4 separate regions of the Homo sapiens genome follow, and regions 1, 2 and 3 are each linked to region 4. The links are chromatin contacts, found by Hi-C or POLR2A ChIA-PET in ENCODE. All regions are on one chromosome and are shown on one strand. Each heading gives the region's core, a stretch centred on a gene start or an enhancer-like site at or near the end of the contact. The rest is flanking DNA. Distances are from core to core; before and after follow the strand shown.

Region 1 (2,700 bases), core at 161-2,660, 2.0 Mb before region 4:
CTTTGTAATTAACTTCATGGCCATTAACTTTGGTAATAAAAGGTTGCTGATCCCGTCTGCCCAAGCAACACAGACCACAATTTCTACTTTTGATGATTCATGTATTATTTTCACAGACTTCTGATCACTTGTTTTCTTTTTATTATTTATTTATTTTGAGACGGGGTCTGGCTCTGTCGCCCAGGCTGGAGGGCAATGGCGCGATCTCAGCTCTCTGCAAACTCCGCCTCCCGGGTTCAAGCGATTCTTGTGCCTCAGCCTCCTGAGTAGCTGGGATTACAGAGACCGCCACCACGCCCGGCTAATTTTTTGTATTTTTAGTAGAAACGGGGTTTCACCATGTTGGCCAGGCTGGTCTAGAACTCCGCCTCTGCCTCCCAAAGTGCTGAGATTATAGGCGTGAGTCACCGCGCCAAGATATCTTCTATTTGGGAACATTTTGTTGTCAAGTATCCAGCTGGGTACTTCGGGAGTTAAAAACATTAATTAAGGCATGGTCCTGGAGTCAAGTGAGCTTCGGCGAGAAGTTTGCCATGGACAGCATTTCTGGAGCAAACCCTGTAAGAAGGGCTGAATTCTACATGCCGACATTTCATACATTTCTCCTGCATTTCAGGTTGTAAGTGTGCTGCAGCATGACTGATCTGGCCAAATTCTTCCAGTTTCCTCAAGTGCTTTTCCTTTAGTATCGTTCTGAGTGTTTACAAAGAAATGATTTTCCAAAGCACTTGTGAAGCATCTAGTTCGATTGGAACGCAGTGACGGCTCTATAAAATTCAAAGAAAAGAATCTCCCCGCATGAATAGTTAACAAAAATCGCTTGGGCCGAGGTGGCGGGGTTGTAAAAATTAGCTAGTTATATAGTAATCATTTTTCCATAAATTTAAATATCTCTAATTAAAGAAAAAATTGACGTAGAACAAAATCTGCGGGTGTGTGTGTGTGTGTCTCGGAGGGGATTACCTTATCTCCCAGCGCGGTTCTGAACCCTTCCTTCGCTCAGTTCTCCCTTTAAAAGTCGCCAAGTGGAACGCCCGCCCCCGGACCCGCACTTGCCCCCCTATACTCTCCTCCCGGTCCTCCAGACGGAGCCCGCCCGGCCAGGACACGCCAGCCCCTTCCTCGGCCGGTGGGGCCTCGACCCCCGCCGCCTCGAGGAGGCGCGGCGCCTGCAGTCCACGCGGCCGAGAGCGGGTAGCGGGGAGGGCCGCCCACGACGGAGGTTTCTCTGTGGTTACCTCAGCGGCGCTCTTCGCAATCTGAAAGTTGGGGCAGCTGAAGAGCCCCACCACCTTCACCTGCAGCGGCCGCTCCGGCAGCGACGGCGAGCCGCACCTAGCGTGCGGGGGCCCGCACGGCTGCGGCCTTGCCATGGCCGCGCCCGGGGACGCCCGGTGACCCCAAACACTGCGCGTCGCTCCGGCAACCGCGCGGCCCCGCCTCCGCCGCTCGCAGGAGGCGGGGCCCAGGGGCGGGTCGAGGGCGGCCCGTGGCGGCTGGGCCTTTCCTCAACTTTGCGCCTGTTGCTGGGCCGCCGGCGCGCGGGCGGCCGCGACCGCCGGGGACGAGCTTGGAGGAAAAGGAACCGGGAGCCGCCCACCCGGGGGCGCTCTCCGGACCCCCAGGGTCCTAGCGCGCGGCCCTTACCGAGCCTGGGCGCCCGGATTTCGGCAGCGGATCGCCTTTCCGGGTTGGCGGCCCGCCTGATTGGGAACAGCCGGCCGGTTGCCGGGGGAACGCGGGAGTCGGGCCCGACCTGAGCCACGCGGGCTTGGTGCCCACCTGTGCGCGCCGCCTGCGAAGAAGGAACGGTCTGGGGAGAAGGCGCCGCCGGCCGCCCCCGTCCCCACCGCGGCCGTCGCTGGAGAGTTCGAGCCGCCTAGCGCCCCTGGAGCTCCCCAACCATGAAGCCCAACTTCTCCCTGCGACTGCGGATCTTCAACCTCAACTGCTGGTGAGTGCGTCTGCGGAGTGCGGTCTGGGGGCCACCTTCCGTTCGCACCCATGCAGCCTTCCTCCCCCTATCCCGCCCCACGATCTCAGGGTGTAGGGAAAACCCGAACCTCCAAAGTCCACATCTGGCCCCAGCGCCGGTGGTCCCAGCAGTCGCCTCCCCTGCCCCGCTCTTCCCTTCCTTAGGGGCATTCCGTACTTGAGCAAGCACCGGGCCGACCGCATGAGGCGCCTGGGAGACTTTCTGAACCAGGAGAGCTTCGACCTGGCTTTGCTGGAGGAGGTGAGATTGTGCAGCACGGTGCGGAACCCAGGCTGGGAGGAGGGACAGACCGTCCCACTGGGGAAAGACCAAGCAGGCATCCTCACCGCTTCCCTCAGGTGTGGAGTGAGCAGGACTTCCAGTACCTGAGACAGAAGCTGTCACCTACCTACCCAGCTGCACACCACTTCCGGAGGTGAGAAGCCCACTGGCCTGAAGCCTGTTGTCATCCCAGGAGGCTCTTGGCCCTGCCAGCCCTTCCCTATCCTGCCTGCACTCTCCAGTCTCCTCCAGCCTCCTCTCCCTCTGGATGTGAGAGAAGGAGAAGGGTGAACCAAGAAGGTCCTATGACTTCAGCCCATTTCAGCTTTGTTTTCTGGCTGCCCTATACTCCTCCAAAGGCTGTCGCCTTGGTTCTAGGGCTAGTCCCAGCAGTAGAAAAAGAAAAAAATAGCTGATCAGAGCTGGAAGACAAGGGAGGGGAA
Region 2 (2,700 bases), core at 89-2,588, 2.4 Mb before region 4:
CAGAGAAATCAAATCGTCATGAAAACACACATCTGGGTGACATTTGGAACCACTGGTGCCTTCAGCCGATCTACAAGCTAGGTCACCCTCTCACCCTCTCCTTGTACACGAAAGGGCAGTCTTCTTTCTGGAAAAACAAAGTTTGAAAGTTGCAACCTTGCAGCGCTGGCTTTGGTGGGCAGAGAATTTCGGGGAAGCGTTCTCCTCCGTCTCGCGGGGTCAGTGGATATCCTCACGTTGTGGAGCTGTCAAATCCGTGCTCTGCCCCAAAAGGCTGTTAACAGCTGAACGCCCTCCAGCCATTCGGGGCTTTTTTGTCTGTGCAGCCACCGGGTTCTCTCCGGCGTTCCCACCCCGCCCCTTCTCCGACACCAGTCCCCGCCCTCCGCAGCTCCTCCCAGCGCCTCAGCAGCCGGCCGGCGCCGGCAGGGAAGGCTCGCCGAACCCTGGCCCACTGGCCGCAGCGGCCGGAGGCTTGGGCGCTGTCGGAGGGCGGCAGTCTCGGGCAGCCGTAGTCTCGGCGGGCGGCGGTGAAAAAAAGCGTCCCCCAGCCCCGCCAATTCGGCACCCCCGGGAAGACGCTACTTCTCCGATCCCTGAGCCCTCGCCCACCACCGCCGAGCCAGAGGGCACAGGGCGGCCCTGGCAATCCTCGAGCGCCAGGCTGGGCCGCGGAGCTGGCGGGGCGGCGGGGCCCGAGGCGCAAAGCCCGCCCTTCGCCCAGCCCCATCGGTGGGGATCAGCCCAGAGGGCGGGAGCAGGGAGTGGAGACGGGGTCCTCACCCCCAGCCCCTCCCCTTTCTCCGCCCGGCACAAACCGGGAGCCGCCCCGGCCCCAGCGCCTTCTTCCCCGCCCAGGCAGACGCGACCCGCCGAGGCAAAGCCTTAGGAAAAAGCCCCGCCCTCTGGCAGGCTACCCTCCGGACCCCAAGTGCGCCGCGCGCGGCTGCCAGCCACTGCCGGCTGCTACGCATGCGTGACTGCGAACTGGGCCAAGCGCCCCCGGAGGCGCTAAGCTTGCGCCCTGAGGCGGTTTCCGTTCCCGGACGTTTGGACTCTGTCCTGGAGAAGGGGAAGGAAAAAGTAAGACGTAGAAGTACACTGAGACTTCGTCACACATAAAACAAGCACGACAAAGAAAGAGGGCGCGAAGGGACTCCTGGAAGAAATTGAGTCTACATTTAAGATCACCCTAAAAGTAGTGACGGCCTCTTCATTACTCCAAACCCCAGATTTAAGTCGGTAGGACGTCTTCGCGTTGACTTGTGGGGAATGTAGTTTCGATGCTGCCGGCGCGTTTTGTTTGCGACAGAAACTACAACCCCCAGGGGCCACCGCGACGTTGCCTGTGGGTGCCCGCGAACCAACGGTTAGCGGTGGCAGGGGCTGACTGAGAGCGTCTGCTTGGTAAGCACTGTAAGCTGGGTTGTCACCTTTCCTTGACAGGGTTTTTCCTTCCTCCATTTCCTCTGGGATTTTGGAGACAAAGCCATCTAGGGTGGCCTCCCTTAGTCCAAGGACTTTTTCCAGTGACTTGCGTGGGAAGGACTAGTCCAGCTGCCCAAGCGCGGGGTGTGGTGGGTGAGGCAAGGATTTGGGATCCTGATCCCAAGGGTCGCAGGGAGCGGCCTAAGTAAGGCCAAGAAGGAAGGATGCTGTGGAAACTGGAGCTTCGCGCTGCTGCCTCTGATTCCGCCCTTTTTTGTGGACACACGCGGGGTGGATTTGGGATCTCCGCGCATTTGCACCTTTGTTTGCCTTTGCTTAGGGATGTTCTGGGCTTTATTTGCTCAGTCAAATGAAATCCTAGGCAGGGCTTTGAAAGCAAGTTGTCAAATCCATCTCGTAAAAGAATCCCCAGTATTCCTAGATAGGAATTCTTGCAGGCTTTAAGGATACAGCAGGAAAAAGAAAGCAAAACCGTAAAAGTCTCCAAAACTTAGTCGACTTTTTCAAAAGATTCAGTCATTTGCTTAAAATTAGTTTGCTTTTAAAAAGTTATTATTTGAGAAAAGTCGAGGTTTGAACGGCCATCAGTGGACTGATAATCGGTGTAGATTTTAATTCTTTACATTGCAGAATTGCATTGCACTAAATTCTAAAAATTTCGTCTTGCTAGGCACTGAGTATACAACAATGAAAAAGACAGTCTTACTAGTTAGAGGAACTAGTTGTTAGACATACGGTTACAATAATACATGATATCACTGGGATGTCTAGAAGGAGATGACTTAGCCCAATCTTGGAAAGTCAGGGAAATCTTCATCCCAGGGGAAATGAAGACCAAAAGAACAGCATATGCTAAGGCCCAGAGTGAGAGATAGGGTACTTTCAGGAAACGTCAGTAAGCCAAATCATGCATACTTGGCGGTGTGGGGTGGGACGGGAAGGGTGCTTTTTGTGTATTGATGCACTTAGAAGCTACAAAGAGACAGGTATTGTGAATTCTTTACATCGTTTCTGTAAGTGAGCTATTTTTGAATAGATGCATAGTTCTGATGAATTGGTCTAATTTCAAAAGCCTTGTTACATTCTGACACTTCTAGTTTGAATCTGAATTTTAAAAAGGGAATAACTTATGAGTGTGATTGAAAAAGCAAAACAAAAACCATTCCGTTTTCATCTCCTTTTTGGGATCTTCATTCTCTATCCAGCCCATAAAGGGTCGGGTAGTTTCTTAAGGCTGGGTGCCTTTTTATG
Region 3 (2,707 bases), core at 117-2,616, 2.1 Mb before region 4:
TACGTAAACATTACTCCTTAACTAATGTTAACTAGAATAACCAATCATACGAGACTGCAGGTTTTAAACCTCTAGTGTTTCTCCCGCTTATTACCTCAAACTTATCTTCCTTCTCTCTTTTGTGTTGTCACGGTATATGGCAATTTCTGCTTTAAAATGTATGTATGCCTTAACCAGCCCTATGCGACTGCACATAACAAAAGACACGCTCCTGATCGGGTTTTAGAAAACCCACAGACCTGGGCACAAACCCCCGTTCCACGACCTACTAAACATACGCTATCTGAGCACAGGACATAGTTAAGAAAATTTTAAAAACAATTGAAAAAAGAATAAACATACAATGTCAGGAGAGTTTACTCATCTCCGTCTCTGCATCTACCTCCTAGGTTTCACTACCTACCTTCCAGTTTAGCCTTAGGATACGTACGCAAAACACCCGGTACATACATGGGTACTTTTCTTCCTTTTCGCATACTTTGAAGTGTGAAGTTTTCACTAACTACGTGCTCAAACGTCAGCTACATTCTATTCCTATCTGCAAAACCAATGTAATTAAATCTCAAGCGACCTTCTCAGACTCAAGTCTGAGACACGAACGAGCATTACCGTCTTTAAGTTTCTCTTTCCCGGACTTCCGGAGAAGGCTACCTCCGGAGAGAGGCGCCGGGAGGGTGAACAACCAGTGGCAGGGAGAGGCAGCTCGGCCCCACCGCCAACCTCAGAGGCGCGACGCCCGGCCCCATCCTCAACCCCACCGCTGCCCCCGCGGAAGGAAGCCACGTCCCCATTTCCGACCCCAAGTGAGGCTAGGAATTACGATGCACTTTTAAAAGGCACCTCGACTTGCAACACTTCGAGGGGGGCCCCAGCCCCGCAGCCACTGGGAACCGCGCGTCCGCTTCCCCCCAGCGCGCTCCCCACCCGGCCCGGCCACGAGTGGACTCCAGGCTGGCCGCCATGTTGCCGGAGTCGCCGCCGCACCCCGAGCGCGGCCCGCCCGCCCGACCGTGGCCCGAACCCGGGCCCCGCCCGCACGGCGAGGAGGCAGTGCGGCTCGGCTGGGCAGGGGAGGGCGGGAAGCCCACAGGGCCCGCGCCCACCTGGTGCCGGAGTGGTGACCAGCGGGAGGGACGTCACCGGCGCCGAGGTTACGTTGGAGATGGGCGCTAAAGTCGTCACGTTCGGGTGCTGGGTCGTGTTCTTGTCCGCGGACAGCACGCAGAGCACGCCCAGGCAGGTGGCGGCCCAAAGCAGTGAGCGGGAGAGCCGCGACATCGTGTCCTCAGCGCTGGCGTTCGGGAGAAAGCTAAGGCTCGCAACGCTCAGTCAACCCCTCAATCCCCTGCGGCGCCGCCTCCGAGACTACGCTCCCCCGCGGGAGCGCGCAGGGGTCACGTGAGAGGCCCCTGTTTTCGGCGTGCGGGGGCGAAGAGGAGGGAGGTGGGGCTCGGACGATACCAACGGGAATCCTACGGGGGGAAGCAGGGGAGTCGGGAGGAAGCCGAAGGAACCTGGCCCTCAAAGCGACTGTGCCACAGCCAAGAAAACTGGGAGCTTCTGCAAATCGTTCTTCTTGCCCTCAGATTACCAGACACGACGCAGCTGGACTTGTCTCATGCCTGCGATAGGGACGGCCCCCACCCTGACTTGCATGGAACAGTCGACATAATGTGGCCTACTGCTTCCACCTGAGCGCCCCGCCAGGCTGTAATTCCGCGGGCCCACGTGACCTCCGGGGCCGCGCCTTCCGGACGCAACTCCACTGGGGCGGAAGTTGGTTTTGTGCGGCTCTCAAGAACTAAGTTTGTGCTGTGCTGCGGGATCCCCAGGGAGCTTCCTTATATCTTCGGCAGGACCCCTTCTTTTTTTCTTGAAGATTGATTTTGCTAGAAGTTATCCTGTGATGGGACTCCCTAGGGGAATGGAGGCACCACGTGGTTAAGGAGTTTGTGCGTTGCCGCCCACATAGTGTGGGCAGCTGAGGCGCCGCCCGGATCAGAGCCGCAGGGCGTCTACTCTGTCACTTTCCCAACCTGACTTTTCCGGATTGCTATTTCAGACGGCGGTTGCAGCAGCCGACCTGTCTCAACTCCACCACTGTAGTCAGAGAATCAAAAGCGGTCTGAGTTGCGAGGTCATTGGGGAGGCCCCCACCCCCACATTACCAGTGAGGAAACTGAGACTTAAAAAAGTGACCTGACCTGGACACGGGATTGCCTGACATCAGAGCTGGATTCTTAAGTTCCTGTTAGTGTTAAGGCGCTGCTCAGACTTTTAGTAAAGGTGAGCGCCATCTACTGCCAAGTCTCACAAAATATTCGCAAAATTTGATACGGTTATCACATGGTAAAAATTAGACTTTAAAAGTTGTATTTAATGCTGTGTTTTCAGCTGTTGTACACTTATGTAATTTTAATTATGCAAAGTTATCCTAATAATATAGGAATATTAATTGCTTTCGTGAGGTCTGTCTTGATGTGCCACGATGACTTTTTTGATGTGCCAAAAAAGATGACTACATAGTGCTTTTACCTTTTTGCTCAAATAGAAAGATTTTATTTCCCCTTGGGATCTTTTCAGTGTCGTCCTTCTGTACCCTCAGGACTATGAACATTTGTTCCAATGACTACGCTAGTTGGAGTAGTGTTGCTTGGATGTAAACAAAAAGCTGATAGTTTTGACTGATCCAGCCCAGAAGCATGAG
Region 4 (2,700 bases), core at 182-2,681:
TAGTAAACTGGGCCTCTATCTTTTTTATATTATCATAAGCCCCAGGAGTTTTTGAGAACGTACCTTCTGTCACGGCTGTCTCCCCTTCCCATCCCTTCTTCAACATAGTTGTGTTTAAAAAATATATACCTGTACTTAAAACGCAATCCTACAGCCCAGCCTAGGAGCATTTCAAAATGTCTGTGCTGCTGAGTCTGGCTGTGGTTCCTAATAAATTCACCCCATTAAGTGTGATGTTTTAGGTTGGGCAACATAAACACGCATTTCCTACTTCCATGGATGCACATTTCCTGAAAGCACTGCACCTAAGGATGCTGCCCTGTCCCCCGACGCTCAGGCACTAAACTCTAAGGAGTCACGACCTGCACTCACAGCAGAGCCACACGGTCACCCCAGTGAGAAAGATTATCTGGCCCCAAGCGCCACTCTCTCCGGCCCACTGCATCTCCGGAACTGGCAGAGGAGAGCGAGGGTGAGAAGAGACCATGGGGAGCGACTGACAACAAGGCTGACACTTCCCCGTTTCCAGAAAGCGGCACTTGGGGGACACAAGGGATGTCCCACTAGCGACCGACCTCAGAGCAGGCCCTACGAACCCGTCCACCGATGGACATGGCGCGGCCACCTGGCCCGCCGTCCGGGGCGCCCGCGGCTTTCGCTCTCCCGGCCCGCGCCCTGGAGTGCGGCTCCCGCTCCCGGCCGCCACACGCAGTCTAAACACGCGGCGCTCGCCACCTCCCTGCCCGGGGGTGGGGGCGCCGCGCAGCGCTCGCGCGGACCCACATTTTTGCGGCTCTTGTCACGCACGAGAGAAAAGGCGAGGAGGGCGGAGGGGAGGGAAGACGCGGCAGCGATCCACGGAGACGGCCGGCGCCGGTGGCGTGTGCGCGTGTGCGCGGCGGGGAGGGCGGCCCCGGCGCCCCGCCGACTCCCGCTCCCGCCCCGCGCCCGGCGCCCGCTTACCTGCCGGGGTCGCTCCGAAGACTCGCACCACCGGCACCTTCTTGACAGGGGCCTGGGTGAGGGGGGATTGGCAGGTATCCAGCCCCTGCAGCGGGCTGGCCATGTAGTAGTCTGCAGTCACTATCCTTACTGAAAACATGTTCGCCGCCGCCGCCACTGCCTCCCTTCACTGGCGACCCGGCAGCGGCAGCAGCAGCGGCGGCGGCTCCCTCCGCAGCGGCGGCGGCGCCCCCTCCCCTTCTCGGCACGGCCCCCTCCCCTCACACAGAGGCACCTCGAGGAGCGGCGGGCGGGGCGGTGTAGGCGCTGCTGCCGCCGCCTCCTCAGGAGCACCCGGCAAGGGGCCGCAGGAGAGAAGCCCTCGAGCTTTCGTCGGTGCTGGTGCTGCCGCCACTGCCGCCACCGCCGGGAATCACACGGGCTCCTCGGTCCCAGGCTGCAGCTCTTGTTGCCATGATGATGATGTCACGGACGCAACCACTGGGGGGAGGGGAGAGGGGGGTGTGTGTGGCGAAGGGAGGCTGCGAGTAGTGCGGGGGAGGGGGCTCGGCGGGAAAAGGAGCGAGAGGGCGGGCGCCCGGGCGGGACACGGAGGGCGGGGGCCGAGAAGGGGCTTTCTCCCCCTCCCCGGGCACGCGGCGAGGGAGGCGGCCGGCGGCCGGCAGCGCCCGCGCGGGATCGATGACTCGGCTGGCGGGCACGGTCACCTGGGTGAGGGGCAGCGGAAGGGGCGGCGGAGCACCGATCTCATGGATGGGCTCCGAGGGGCTTGCGGGAGGGGGGCGCCAGTGTTCGGGGCCGTTTTGGCGGCTATGCAGGATTGGCAGGAGCTGCGATGCTCACACTTGCCTCGCCGACCGCCATTTCACATCCAGCAGAGGAGGCGGGGGCAGCCGCTGAGACGGTTTTTCACAAGGTAAGAAAATCCGCCCGCGTGAGGAGGGAGGCGAGGCGCAGATCTCGTGCCGCTGCGGCCTCGCGGGAGGGAAGGGCGGGCGGGCGGCGGAACGGGCGGGGCCGGGTGCGGACGCAGCCGGCCCTTCTCAGGTAACGCCGCGGCTCCGCGCGTGGCCCGGGGGCGGTGCGAAGGGTGGGGGCGCGCGGGCGCGGGCTTCGGCCTATAAAAGGGCCGCCCTGGCGTTCCCCCTTCCCGAACGTGCCGCGCGAGCCGCGGTGCCCCCTCCTCTTTGCTGCTGCAGTGTCTGCGCCGGGCCATTTAATGAGATTTATTCACGCACGGCTCTTCTCAGCTTTGCGAGGGGTTGGCAGATCCAGTGCACAGGGATTTCCCACTACCGTGTTTTTCTCCCGCCCCCTTCCTTCCCTCTCGTCCTAATACATCCTTCGTTGGTTTCCTCGGCCCCGCAGGCTGCGTCCCGGGCACGCGCAAGTACATGTAAGGACTTGTCAGCTGCCGGTGACCTCCCTCCTCCCTCGTCGCTCCTCCCCCAGCGGAATGTAGGATTAACAGTCTTTCCGAGAAAATTTTGGCCAAAGAAAAAGGCCTGTGAAAGTCACCGCGTTAGACGTGGCCTCCTCGTGTTTTTCACTAACACGTTATGGAAGGTTTTACTACCCGAAGGCATAAAAGCACCACCGTGGGGAAGGGCCGTTTTGAATAAACAACTTTATTCAAAAATCGAGAGGGGGTGAAGCGATGCAGTTAGGGAATTTTTGTTTTAAAGAGTAGTAACATGCAGCTGGCTTGGCTATTAAATTGGAAACAAGGGGTTCCTC

Evidence for each region. Hi-C counts contacts between places; a loop is a spot of excess contacts on that map. ChIA-PET counts read pairs that join two places held with the same protein, here RNA polymerase II (POLR2A). Pooled maps may share reads with other maps.
Region 1: a pooled map shows a loop between it and region 4 (13-fold over the local background). The contact joins the promoter of PPIL6 here to the promoter of REV3L in region 4. A Hi-C loop is called at or near these places in 2 of 37 single-sample maps with no recorded cell type and 7 of 50 pooled maps.
Region 2: a loop to region 4 is called in a map of CD8-positive, alpha-beta T cell, with 5 times the contacts of the local background. The contact joins the promoter of CEP57L1 here to the promoter of REV3L in region 4. A Hi-C loop is called at or near these places in 3 of 168 maps with a recorded cell type or tissue (CD4-positive, alpha-beta memory T cell, CD8-positive, alpha-beta T cell and naive thymus-derived CD4-positive, alpha-beta T cell), 1 of 37 single-sample maps with no recorded cell type and 10 of 50 pooled maps. POLR2A ChIA-PET finds 5 or more read pairs at or near these places in 1 of 52 experiments (activated CD8-positive, alpha-beta memory T cell).
Region 3: a loop to region 4 is called in a map of B cell, with 17 times the contacts of the local background. The contact joins the promoter of CD164 here to the promoter of REV3L in region 4. A Hi-C loop is called at or near these places in 5 of 168 maps with a recorded cell type or tissue (B cell, CD4-positive, alpha-beta memory T cell, gastrocnemius medialis and 1 more), 4 of 37 single-sample maps with no recorded cell type and 10 of 50 pooled maps. POLR2A ChIA-PET finds 5 or more read pairs at or near these places in 1 of 52 experiments (CD4-positive, alpha-beta T cell).

The regions. Positions count from the first base shown.
Region 1 is chr6:109,439,218-109,441,917 of GRCh38, forward strand. PPIL6 (peptidylprolyl isomerase like 6) reads right to left here and starts at 1,411. Exons shown (of 8, transcript NM_173672.5): 1 at 1,239-1,411. The coding sequence starts at 1,373. SMPD2 (sphingomyelin phosphodiesterase 2) reads left to right here and starts at 1,507. Exons shown (of 10, transcript NM_003080.3): 1 at 1,507-1,954; 2 at 2,140-2,236; 3 at 2,335-2,411. The coding sequence starts at 1,905. RefSeq lists silencers at 1,002-1,821, 1,463-1,668 and enhancers at 2,082-2,151, 2,312-2,391.
Region 2 is chr6:109,094,169-109,096,868 of GRCh38, forward strand. It overlaps CEP57L1 (centrosomal protein 57 like 1), which reads left to right and starts at 1,339. Exons shown (of 11, transcript NM_001271852.3): 1 at 1,339-1,407. SESN1 (sestrin 1) reads right to left here and starts at 678. Exons shown (of 10, transcript NM_014454.3): 1 at 1-678. RefSeq lists enhancers at 46-195, 1,066-1,325 and a silencer at 306-1,005.
Region 3 is chr6:109,381,101-109,383,807 of GRCh38, forward strand. It overlaps CD164 (CD164 molecule), which reads right to left and starts at 1,367. Exons shown (of 6, transcript NM_006016.6): 1 at 1,104-1,367. The coding sequence starts at 1,278. RefSeq lists a silencer at 825-1,104 and enhancers at 1,260-1,769, 1,325-1,674, 1,755-1,984.
Region 4 is chr6:111,481,787-111,484,486 of GRCh38, forward strand. REV3L (REV3 like, DNA directed polymerase zeta catalytic subunit) reads right to left here and starts at 1,432. Exons shown (of 32, transcript NM_001372078.1): 1 at 964-1,432. The coding sequence starts at 1,102. It also overlaps TRAF3IP2-AS1. RefSeq lists enhancers at 319-378, 2,219-2,578 and silencers at 749-828, 889-958, 1,019-1,318, 1,489-1,718, 1,759-2,148.